Regions from separate parts of the Homo sapiens genome. Here region 2 is linked to region 1. A link is an interaction called in ENCODE POLR2A ChIA-PET data of the cell type or tissue named here. Cell type or tissue: HepG2. All regions are shown on one strand. Each heading gives the region's core, and the rest is flanking DNA. Links, peaks and the distances in the headings are about the cores only.

The links. Peaks named below come from ENCODE experiments on the same cell type or tissue, not always from the same donor. Only the 100,000 strongest peaks of a DNase experiment are listed, where the experiment ranks them.
Region 2: POLR2A ChIA-PET joins it to region 1 with 7 read pairs; 4 of 35 experiments call an interaction of 5 or more read pairs at or near these places.

The regions. Positions count from the first base shown.
Region 1 is chr22:46,610,835-46,616,197 of GRCh38, forward strand. It overlaps a transcript of GRAMD4 not described here. Among named protein-coding and RNA genes, the nearest start is that of GRAMD4, 6.9 kb to the right of the region's middle. RefSeq lists an enhancer at 2,519-2,658. In HepG2, for the core only: a CTCF peak has its summit at 1,677; a DNase peak (open chromatin) is centred at 2,397; H3K4me3 peaks cover 719 bases.
Region 2 is chr22:46,698,997-46,704,359 of GRCh38, forward strand. CERK (ceramide kinase) reads right to left here. Exons shown (of 13, transcript NM_022766.6): 7 at 2,640-2,714; 8 at 317-469. Among named protein-coding and RNA genes, the nearest start is that of CERK, 37 kb to the right of the region's middle. In HepG2, for the core only: no CTCF peak of the experiment used is centred there; no DNase peak of the experiment used is centred there.

The DNA of each region.
Region 1 (5,363 bases), core at 194-5,193:
GTATTTGCTTCTACAACACAGTAGTTTTTGCTTGCCTACCTGTGCCTACACTTAGGTTTTCTTGCCAGCTTTGTTTTCTTTAAATAAACATCTTTGCAGGCCGGGAGTGGTGGCTCATGCCTGTAATCCCAGCACTTTGGGTGGCAGAGGCTGGGGGATCAAGTGAGGTCAGCAGTTCGAGACCAGCCTGGCCAACATGGTGAAACCCCATCTCTACTAAAAATACAAAGAATTAGCCGGGCATGGTGGCAGGTGCCTGTAATCCCAGCTACTCGGAAGGCTGAGGCAGGGGAATCATTTGAACCCGGGAGACAGAGGTTGCAGTGAGCCAGGATCACGCCATTGCAGTCCAGCCTGGGTAACAGGAGCGAAACTCCATCTCAAAAAAAAAAAATATTAAATAAAAAATAAACATCTATGCGGTCACTCTGCCAGGGTCCCCATTCAGGCTTCTAGGCAGAGGGGCCTATGAGCTGCCATATGGTGTGATGGATGGATTAATAGAGGCATATGCTGGGGAGGGTGGGGTGACGGGTGCTAAGCTGCTTCTGGGGCTGTCGTGGGGTTTAAGCAAGCTCAGGCCATGGAGTCCAGTGGAGTCAGTTCGTGTTCCTGTTGTGCCACTTCTTTCTCACCCTGCCTTCCCGAACCTCAGTTTACCCATTTGTCAGGTGGTTTAGCAGATGCTTCTTCCTTTCAACATTGTGATTGGGGTAGGGGAGATGAACACTGGTGGGAGCTTGTCACTCTCGTCCTTTCATCCTGCTTTGTACACTCCGAGAAAGGCTTATTGGGCAGAGGCTGCCCTTCTGAGGTGTGGATGGAACTGTTGGTGACATTATTTTTATTAATTTATTTTTAGAGACAGGGTCTCGGCTGGGTGTGGTGGCTCATGCCTGTAATCCTAGCAGTTTGGGAGGCCGAGGTGGGTGGATCACGAGGTCAGGAGATCGAGACCATCCTGGCTAACATGGTGAAATTCCATCTTTACTAAAAATACAAAAAAAAAAAAATTAGCCGGGCATGGTGGGGGGCACCTATAGTCCCAGCTACACGGGAGGCTGAGGCAGGAGAATGGTGTGAACCCGGGAAGCGGAGCTTGCAGTGAGCCGAGATTACACCACTGCATTCCAGCCTGGGAGACACAGCGAGACTCCATCTCAAAAAAAAAAAAAAAAAAAAAAGAAGAGACAGGGTCTTGATCTGTTGCCCAGGCTGGAGTGCAGTGGTTCGATCATAGCTCACTGCAGCCTTGAACTCCTGGTCTCAAGCGACTCTCCTGCCTCAGTCTTCTGAGAAGCTGGGACTACAGGTGCACACCATCCCGCCTGGCTAACTTATCTTTTATTTTTCGTAGAGGCGGGGTCTTGCCGTGTTGTCTGGGCTGGTCTTGAACTCCTGGGCTCAAGTGATTCTCCTGCATTGGACTCCCAGAGTACTGGGATTTCAGGTGTGAGCCACTGAGGCTGGCCGATGGTACTGTTGTTATTGTTACTGTTACTGTGGTTTCCTGACCATGGATGCTGTGCTGTGGACCTAGATTTGGATGATGTCCTTGGCCTGTTGGAGGAAGGCCTTCTCTCCTTGGTGTCAGGAGTTGGTGGTGTTGAGCAGGCTCAGGTGCGCGGGAGGCCTGGGGGAAGTGAGGGCACAGTGCTTGGTCCTGAGAATAGCCTGTAGCAGGCGCTGCCAGCCCTCATTCACCTGAGGCTTCCTCTCAAGGCCCAAGCTGGTGTAAGCCTGGACTGTGGCCCAGGTTCCCTGGAGATGGGCTCCTGAGCTCACACGCGTGCTCAGGTGCCCCTGCTACCTCTACCTAAAGACCTGGAAACCGAGGGTTAGGACTGGCTTGACCTGGGCAGCCTGGTGCAAGGAACCTTACTCTCAACCCTTTAGGGCTGGATCACGGATGGGAGCAGAGGGTGTGGGCCTGGTTTGTCTACAGCTGGGGCAAGGACAAGCCGTGCTGGCCAGTGGGTGGCCGAAGGCTGCTGCGCCTTCCCTGACGCGGTCTCCTGCTTCCCGGGGCCCCCAGGCTGAAGTGCTGTTTGTGTTCTGTGTGCCATGGTTCTCTCCTGTGGCTGCCCACAGCCCCTGCTCACCCACAGGCCCTTCCTGCCCCACCCGTGGACTTTGGGCTTGGGTCCCTGCTCGGGAGCTCGTAGTGACTAGCAGCGTCTTGGGATGGTCTCAGAACTTTTTACCCTGGCTCCCCACACCCACAAGACAGCGCTGCCTCCCCAGCGCCTGTGGTTATGCAGTGGTGATGTATGGGGCGTGAGAGCAGCGTTTGTGGAACACTTTTTTGGAGAGTAGGGCTGTGTTTTTGCTGTCGTTACCACTGCTGGCTGGGCAGGTTGCTGAGTCCTTCCAGCACTCTCATGTTGTCCTCTAACAGCCCTGAGCAGGGGCCCCTGTCCGAGGTCACACAGCTGTGGCCAGCCTGGGCCTGGCTTCCGGCTGCCGCGACCCACTGCATGCCTGTGCTTGAGATGATCTGGTGGATAGTGGGACACATGTCCACTCCTCGAGGCTCTCCAGCCCCGGTGGTACTTAGGGCGACTGGAGCAGATGTGGGTCAGCCCCATTCGGTGCTGGAGGCACAGAGGGCCAGGATGCAACCCCTAGCCCCGCACAGGCGAGTGTTCCCTGTGTCCCCGAGCTGCTGTCGCTGTGGTATGTGGTGGTTTTGGGTCCTCCAGGCAGGGTGATGTGATTGAAGTAGAGAGTAACTTGGGCTGGGTGGCGGCTACCCGATGGCTGGGAAGGCCGTCTCGGACAGAGGGCATCGCTTGGGCAGCATCCTGGAGGCCAGGAAGGGGCCTCCATGGTGCAGAGGGCAGGGTGCCAGGATGGGGCTAGAGGTCAGGCTGCTGTTCCTGAGTCAGAGATGGGCCCACCCCACCCCGAGGCTTCAGTGCTGCCATACACACCCCCTCCTGCCCTGGAGGCGGGCTGCCCGGCTTGCTGCTTCCTGCTTCCCAGGCTGTCTTTGACCCCTTGGGGCCTCTCAGGAACTCTTTTGCATTTAGACCTCACCTTCTATTTCACGCATCTGTCTCAAGCCTGCTGGGAGGGAGGTGGGTGAGGGGAGGCTGCTGCTGTTCACGGAGCCCTGTGCCCTCATGGCCGTCATGGCCGCGGCTGCAGCAGTGTGAGGAGGGATCTGGAGGCGGCTCACGCGGGTTCCCAGGAGCTGATTGATGGATTTTCAGGAATTCTGTGAGTTGGCCGTTAATAAAAATGAAAATACATTAACTTGCAGTTAGATCAATTATGTTGAAAGCAAAGGCATTGAATACTCGAACCCCATCATTTCTGAATCATATGATAGCATTTTACTATTGCGTGTGCTGCCGAGGTTCCCTGGGCCTGCCGCGCGTGGCAGAAACGCTGTGCAATGATGGCCGCTGGCATGGCGGGAGTGTGTGCACCAAGGGCGGGGCGCTGCTGCCACTCGGGGCCTCACTTCTCCTTGTGTTGGTTGTCTAGACTTACCAAACTGATGAGGAAAGTGTTAACGTGCAGATGAAGCTAAAAATTGTGTGAGGTCTGTAGCCGTTCATTACGAATGGCGTAAAAGCCTTGTGAAAATATTCTGCCATTGGAAAGCAGCTACCTTATTCAGCAAGGACATTTCCCGTGTTGTAGACTCACAGGTGGCGTTCCCCTGCATGTCTCCCTTCCACCTTTGTTGTGGTTTGTAAACGGAAACAAAAACACCAGCCAGCATCCGTGTGGTGCTCATTGGTGGTGGCTGCCAGGGGCCAACCGTGGAGACAGGATTTGAGCACAAATTCATGAAAGCATTCTGTGGGAGTCAGTTGGCTGTCCAGAATTTATACTTTATGGGTAGTGCACATTTCATGATTATTTGCAGATACGTGCCGCAGGTAGTAAACATAGGACATGTGCCTGTGCGTGTAGGTTCCCCTGTGCGTGTAGGTTCCCCCGTGTGAAGGTTCCCCCGTGTGTAGGTTCCCCTGTGCTTTATAGGTTCTCCTGTGCTTGTAGCTTCCCCTGTGCATGTAGGTTCCCCTGTGCGTGTAGGTTCCCCTGTGCATGTAGGTTCCCCTGTGCGTCTGGTTTCCCCCGTGTGTAGGTTCCCCTGTGCATGTAGGTTCCCCCGTGTGTAGGTTCCCTTGTGCATGTAGGTTCCCCCGTGTGTAGGTTCCCCTGTGCGTGTGGGTTCCCCCGTGTGTAGGTTCCCCTGTGCGTGTAGGTTCCCCCGTGTGTAGGTTCCCCTGTGTGTGCGGCTTCCCCTGTGTGTGCAGGTTCCCCTGTGTGTAGGTTCCCCTGTGTGTGTAGGCTCTCCTGTGCTTGTGGGTTCCCCCATGTGTAGGTTCCGCTGTGCGTGTCGGTTTCCCCGTGTGTAGGTTCCCCCGTGTGTAGGTTCCCTTGTGCATGTAGGTTCCCCCGTGTGTAGGTTCCCCTGTGCGTGTGGGTTCCCCCGTGTGTAGGTTCCCCTGTGCGTGTAGGTTCCCCCGTGTGTAGGTTCCCCTGTGTGTGCGGCTTCCCCTGTGTGTGCAGGTTCCCCTGTGTGTAGGTTCCCCTGTGTGTGTAGGCTCTCCTGTGCTTGTGGGTTCCCCCATGTGTAGGTTCCGCTGTGCGTGTCGGTTTCCCCGTGTGTAGGTTCCCCCTTGTGTAGGTTCCCCCGTGTGTGCGGGTTCCCCTGTGTGTGCAGGTTCCCCTGTGTGTGTAGGTTCCCCTGTGTGTAGGTTCCCCTGTGCGTGTAGGTTCCCCTGTGCGTGTAGGTTCCCCCGTGTGTAGGTTCCCCGTGCGTGTAGGTTCCCCCGTGTGTAGGTTCCCCTGTGCGTGTAGGTTCCCCCGTGCGTAGGTTCCCCTGTGCGTAGGTTCCCCTGTGCGTAGGTTCCCCTGTGCGTGTAGGTTCCCCCGTGTGTAGGTTCCCCTGTGCGTGTAGGTTCCCCCTTGTGTAGGTTCCCCTGTGCGTGTAGGTTCCCCCGTGTGTAGGTTCCCCTGTGCGTGTGGGTTCCCCCATGTGTAAGTTCCCCCGTGTGTAGGTTCCCCTGTGCGTGTAGGTTCCCCCGTGTGTAGGTTCCCCTGTGCGTGTAGGTTCCCCCGTGTGTAGGTTCCCCTGTGCGTGTGGGTTCCCCCATGTGTAAGTTCCCCCCTGTGTAGGTTCCCCTGTGCTTGTGGGTTCCCCCGTGTGTAGGTTCTGCTGTGCGTGTTGGTTCCCCCATGTGTAGGTTCCCCTGTGCGTGTCGGTTCCCCCGTGTGTAGGTTCCCCCAAGCGTGTAGGTTCCCCCTTGTGTAGGTTCCCCTGTGCGTGCAGGTTCCCCTGTGTGTAGGTTCCCCTGTGTGTGTAGGTTCCCCTGTGTGTACGTTCCCCTGTGTGTACGTTC
Region 2 (5,363 bases), core at 123-5,122, 88 kb after region 1:
AGATGTGAGAGGCTGGTGGCCTGGCGTCTTGGGGTTCCAGCACCTGGGGTTCTGGAGTGAACTGCGTCCGTCATGGTGTCTACTCTGTGGCTTATGCTTGGGTCCAGGGGGCAGGATCTGGTTTAGAGCAATCCAGGTTCCAGTCCAGACCCTGCCACGTTCTGGCCCCGGCACATTTCATGAGGCCCTTAGCTTCCCGTCTGTGAGCAGGTGGGGGCCCACCTCTGACGGTGCTCAGTGGATTCAGTCAGGTAACATCTGTGAAGGCAGTCGGGGCACGACCAGCGGGGAGCGAGTCTGCATTATTCTGAGTTACCTGAAAAGTCGTATCTGGCAAGACCCAACCACCGTTTCTTCTCACTGTCCTTGATGATGTCCCCGTAGAAGCCGTAGCCCAGCAGGGACACGGAGTAGCGAAGGAGTGTGCTGTTGTGGTGGACTGAGGACACATCCATGGCCAGCGAGTCCCCTGTGGGAGAGAACGGCCGTGAGGGAAGGCAGCCCCCCTCCAGCCCCGCCCCATCCACTCCATCCCCTTCAATAGCACTTTGCAAACGTGGGAGTTACTTTTAAAAAGTGTGAAACAAACAGAACGCATTCAGTGCAAGGATTCTCTCTCTTGGGGTGTTGGATGCCATATTTTTTATTCAAATGACTGAACTCCACTCAAATTTCTAAAACAGGCTCGGGGAGCTATCCTGTGGGGACTGAACAAGAGTGTATCCGTGAGGCTCATGAAATATCTTTAACTGAAAGGACGGTGGTTTTAGAATGAAGAAAAAGTACATGGCATTTTAAAATACAAAATCAAGCCGAGTGCAGTGGTTCACGCCTGTAATCCCAGCACGTGGGGAGGCCGAGGCGGGCAGATCACCTGAGGTCAGGAATTTGAGACCAGGCTGGCCAGAATGGTGAAACCTTGTCTCTACTAAACATATAAAAATTAGCCAGGCATGGTGGCGTGTGCCTGAAATCCCAGCTAGTGGCGAGGCTCAGGCAGGAGAATCGCTTGAACCCGGGAGGCGGAGGTTGCAGTGAGCCGAGATCATACCACTGTACTCCAGCCTGGGCCACACACAGAGTGAGACTCTGTTTCAAAAAAAATAAAATAGGCCAGGTGCGGTGGCCCGCGCCTGTAAGTAACCCCAGCACTTTGGGAGGCTGAGGTGGGTGGATCACCTGAGGTCAGGAGTTCGAGACCAGCCTGGTCAACATGGTGAAACCCCGTCTCTACTAAAAATACAAAATGAGCTGGGCGTGGTGGCAGGTGCCTGTAATCCCAGCTACTTGGGAGGCTGAGGCAGGAGAATCGCTTGAACCCGGGAGGCGGAGGTTGCAGTGAGCCAAGATCGCGCCACTGTACTCTAGCCTGGGCAACAAGAGCGAAACTCTGTCTCAAAATAAAATAAAGTAAAATAGAATAAAATAAAATGCAAAATCAGAAGTAGGCCGGGCACAGTGGCTCACGCCTATAATCCCAGCACTTTGGGAGGGCAAGGTGAGAGGATCACTTGAGCCCAGGAGTTTGAGACACAGGGAGAACCTGTCTCTACAAAAAACACAAAAATTAGCCAGGTGTAGTGGTGCACTTCTGCAATCTCAGCTACTTAGAAGACTGAGGTGGGAGGATCGCTTGAGTTCTGGAGGTCGAGGCTACAGTGAGTCAAGATCATGCCACTGCACTCCAGCCTGGGTGACAGAGTGGGACCCTGTCTCAAAGAAAAAAATATCCTGACCAGGTGCTGTGGCTTACGCCTGTAATCCCAACACTTTGGAAGGCCGAGGCGGGTGGATCACCTGAGGTCAGGAGTTCGAGACCAGCCTGACCAATACGGTGAAACCCCATCCCTACTAAAAGTACAAAATGAACTGGACGTGGTGGCGCGAGCCTGTAATCCCAGCTACTCTAGAGGCTGACGCAGGAGAATCGCTTGAACTTGGGAGGTGGAAGTTGCGGTGAGCCAAGATAGCGCCACTGCACTCCAGCCTGGGGACAACTGGGAAACTCCATCTCAAAAAAAAAAAAAAATCCTAAGTGGCTATTTTAAAATATACAGTTTCTGTGACTTCAGGTGAGGCACGGTAACCCTGTCTACTGGGGTGAGGAACAGGCGAAGGCACAAAAGATCTGTCCTGCCAGAGCCCACCGTGCTGAGTGCCATGGGCAGCCCCTTCTGCTCTTCCTGACCGGGGCTCTGCATCCTGGACTGAAGCCTCGAGGCCTCACAGAGGCATGCGTTCCACAGCTGGCAGCCCAGGCACAGCTGCCCGTGCCCACTGCCACAGGCAGTATGGCGGGACGCGGGTGGTTTCCGAGCCTCGGGGCAGCAGCCTCTGGAGGAGGAACTGAGCAAGAGTCAGGTGAGCTGAGTACGGGCATCGCGCATGTGGTGGATTCCGTGGGAAAGAACTCGGCCCACACTGGGCGTGCCCCCAGGAAGCCCGTCCTGACAACGTGGCCTCGGAGCTGCGTGCTGAGTGGGATCACAGCGCAGCGAGCAGAGCAGGGGACACAGCGTGACCCACGGCCAGGACAGGACGGCAACGGCTGGAACACGCGACGGGGACCAGAGTGGGACAGGCCTGGGGGCGCAGGAGGCCCGGCTGCCACCGTGCGCATGCGCAGAGGAGGGGCTCACCAACAACGATATGCAGCGCCGAGGTTTCTGCGTCGCTGGTGCCCACGGTGGAGTAACACACGCAGTCCGTTGACCCTGTAAAGGGAAAAAGAAGGTCCCAAATAGCATCAGAATAACAGAATTGTAATCGCCTCCCAATTCAGTGAGTGGTACCTCATTCCTTTCCTTCCATGGCCCTAGAGTCAACACTAAGGAATAAATAGAATTTACCTACAAAATGAATATAGAAAATACTAGCGTTGATTCCTCAAGAATATTGAGATTGGGCCGGGCGGTGGCTCACGCCTGTCATCCCAGCACTTTGAGAGGCCGAGGTGGGCGGATGACTTGAGGTCAGGAGTTCGAGACCAGCCTGGCCAACATGGTGAAACTCCGACTCTACTAAAAATACAAAAATTAGCCAGGCGTGGTGGCATGCACCTATAATACCAGCTCCTCAGGAGGCTAAAGCAGGAGAATCGCTTGATCCCGGGAGGCAAAGGCTGCAGTGAGTCGAGATCGCGCCACTATCCAGCCTGGGCAACAGAGTGAGACTTCGTCTCAAAAAAAAAAAAAAAAAGGAGCCAAAAAGTTAAAAAAATATATATATGTGTGTGTGTGTGTGTGTGTGTGTGTGTGTGTGTGTGTGTGTGAACATTTACAATTATAGGCATAACAAAATTTTTTTTTTTTTTTCCGAGACGGAGTCTTGCTCTGTCGCCCAGGCTGGAGTGCGGTGGCGTGATCTTGGCTCACTGCAACCTCTGTCTCCCAGGTTCAGGCAATTCTGCCTCAGCCTCCCGAGGAGCTGGGATTACAGGCACGCGCCACCACGCCCTGGCTTACTTTTGTATTCTTAGTAGAGGCAGGGTTTCACCATGATGGCCAGGCTGGTCTCTAACTGTTGACCTCGTGATCCGCCCGCCTTGGCCTCCCAAAGTGCTGGGATTAGGCGTGAGCCACCACACCTGGCCCTCGTAAACTTCTGAAACAGCTGGATGCGGCAAAGGTCACACACAGCCATTACTTGAGATCTTAATACCAGGACAGCCAGGACAGGCAGCTCAGGTCCCTGCTTCAGCCCGATGTTCCCCGTGAACGGGGCCGGCTGCGGCTTATGCATCTTTTTATCCTGCGCTTCACTGGCTCAGATGAAAGGGAAGCTGCAGCTGCCCCGGCTGATCGCACGGCCTTCCCTCTGAGGACCATGCTCAAAAGAATGATTTGCATCCACAATGACCACCCATACCTGTGGGAGTAGCTGTGCTGGTTCTCAACATTCCCCACACAACTGAATACGGGAGTTCCTCATCCACCCGGCCAGCACTGCCGCCACCCGAGTAACGACCAACCACATGCTCCCGTTCACGCGAGAAGGACGGGGCTCCAGGGGGGTTGCTCCCAGGACATGCGCATCATCTCCTTGAGCCTCTCTGTGCCTAAGTCATTAGCAGGCAATGCTGGCTGAAGTTACAAGCAGCAGATGCAGTTACAGGCTAACACCCGATGAAGGACCGAATGAATGACGATCTCTTCTTCCTATCAATTTGCTAATGCATCTATACTAATACATATGTGGAAGAGACTTGGAAGGTAAAACATGCTACATCAGGTCTCAAAGCAGCCGGAGCCATGCCTTTCAGATGCTCCAGTGACATCTGTCCCGGAGGCAGCCATCCACGGGAGGCAGCTCAACACCCTCCAGATCTCAGGACCCCAACCCCCACCTGCCCCTCCTGCCTCTCCTGCCCCCAGCCAGCAAGACAAGCAGTGACCTCTGCACCTTCTAGCGGCTGGAACCCTGGAGCATGAGTGAGTTCAGGTACCTGCTGCCACCACCGGCCGTGCGCATCCAGGCGGCCTCCCACAGGGTCTGTGGCTGTCAGGTCTCACTCACAACTCTTGTGCCCCCAGGCTGCTCCCCAGGTTGCCATGGTGACCGTTACAGGGCCACCCTTGGGTGTCTCCCTCACCCTTACTCCTCCACTCAAGGCGATGCTGCGGAGCAGAGACTCCACACAGCCCCCCACCAGCTACACCCCGGAGTCTCAGACCCCATGCAGCGCCCTTACCGTCCAAGCCACCAGCGTTCTCACCGGGGCCCACATGCTCTTAGGACCAAACGCAGAGAGCGATATCGGAGCAGAGTCAGACGTCACCCCCTGCCGAACCACCGCCTCCAAGACCTCCTGCTGCATGGCAGAGTGGAACTCGGCATCTCCCTCGGGCCCTGCCCTGCCCCTCCACCCCCACCCCCAGCCACACTGGCTTCCTTGTCCCGAACACCCCCAGCTCCTCCCACCTGCTGCCCTCTGCACCAGCTGACTCCCGGCCTAGGCCCCTCACCTGTCACCTCTCAGAAAGGCCTCCTGGACACCCATGGAAAGGGGCCACAAAGAGACCCTCTCCCCAGACCCTCCCCCAGTGGCATTTGCTACAATGCGCACCCACCCTGGGAAAGGCTTTTATGCCCACATTTGGTGGGGTGCCTGCTGTCCTCTCCTGGGGCAGAGGCCACAGCCAAGGCCTAGAGGAGGGCAGGGCACACAGCGGTACCCCCACCCTGACCACGGGGCAGGGCACACAGTGGCACCTCCACCCTGACCATGGTGAAGTGCAGCCTGCATCCCCACGAGCACTCCTGAGCCGCAGGTCTCAGCTCCTGAGGTCGTTGTGGATTTTAAGAGCTGAGGATTTTAGGGCTTAGCACTGCCACTGGCAAATGGTGACAAAAGACAGGTTTCT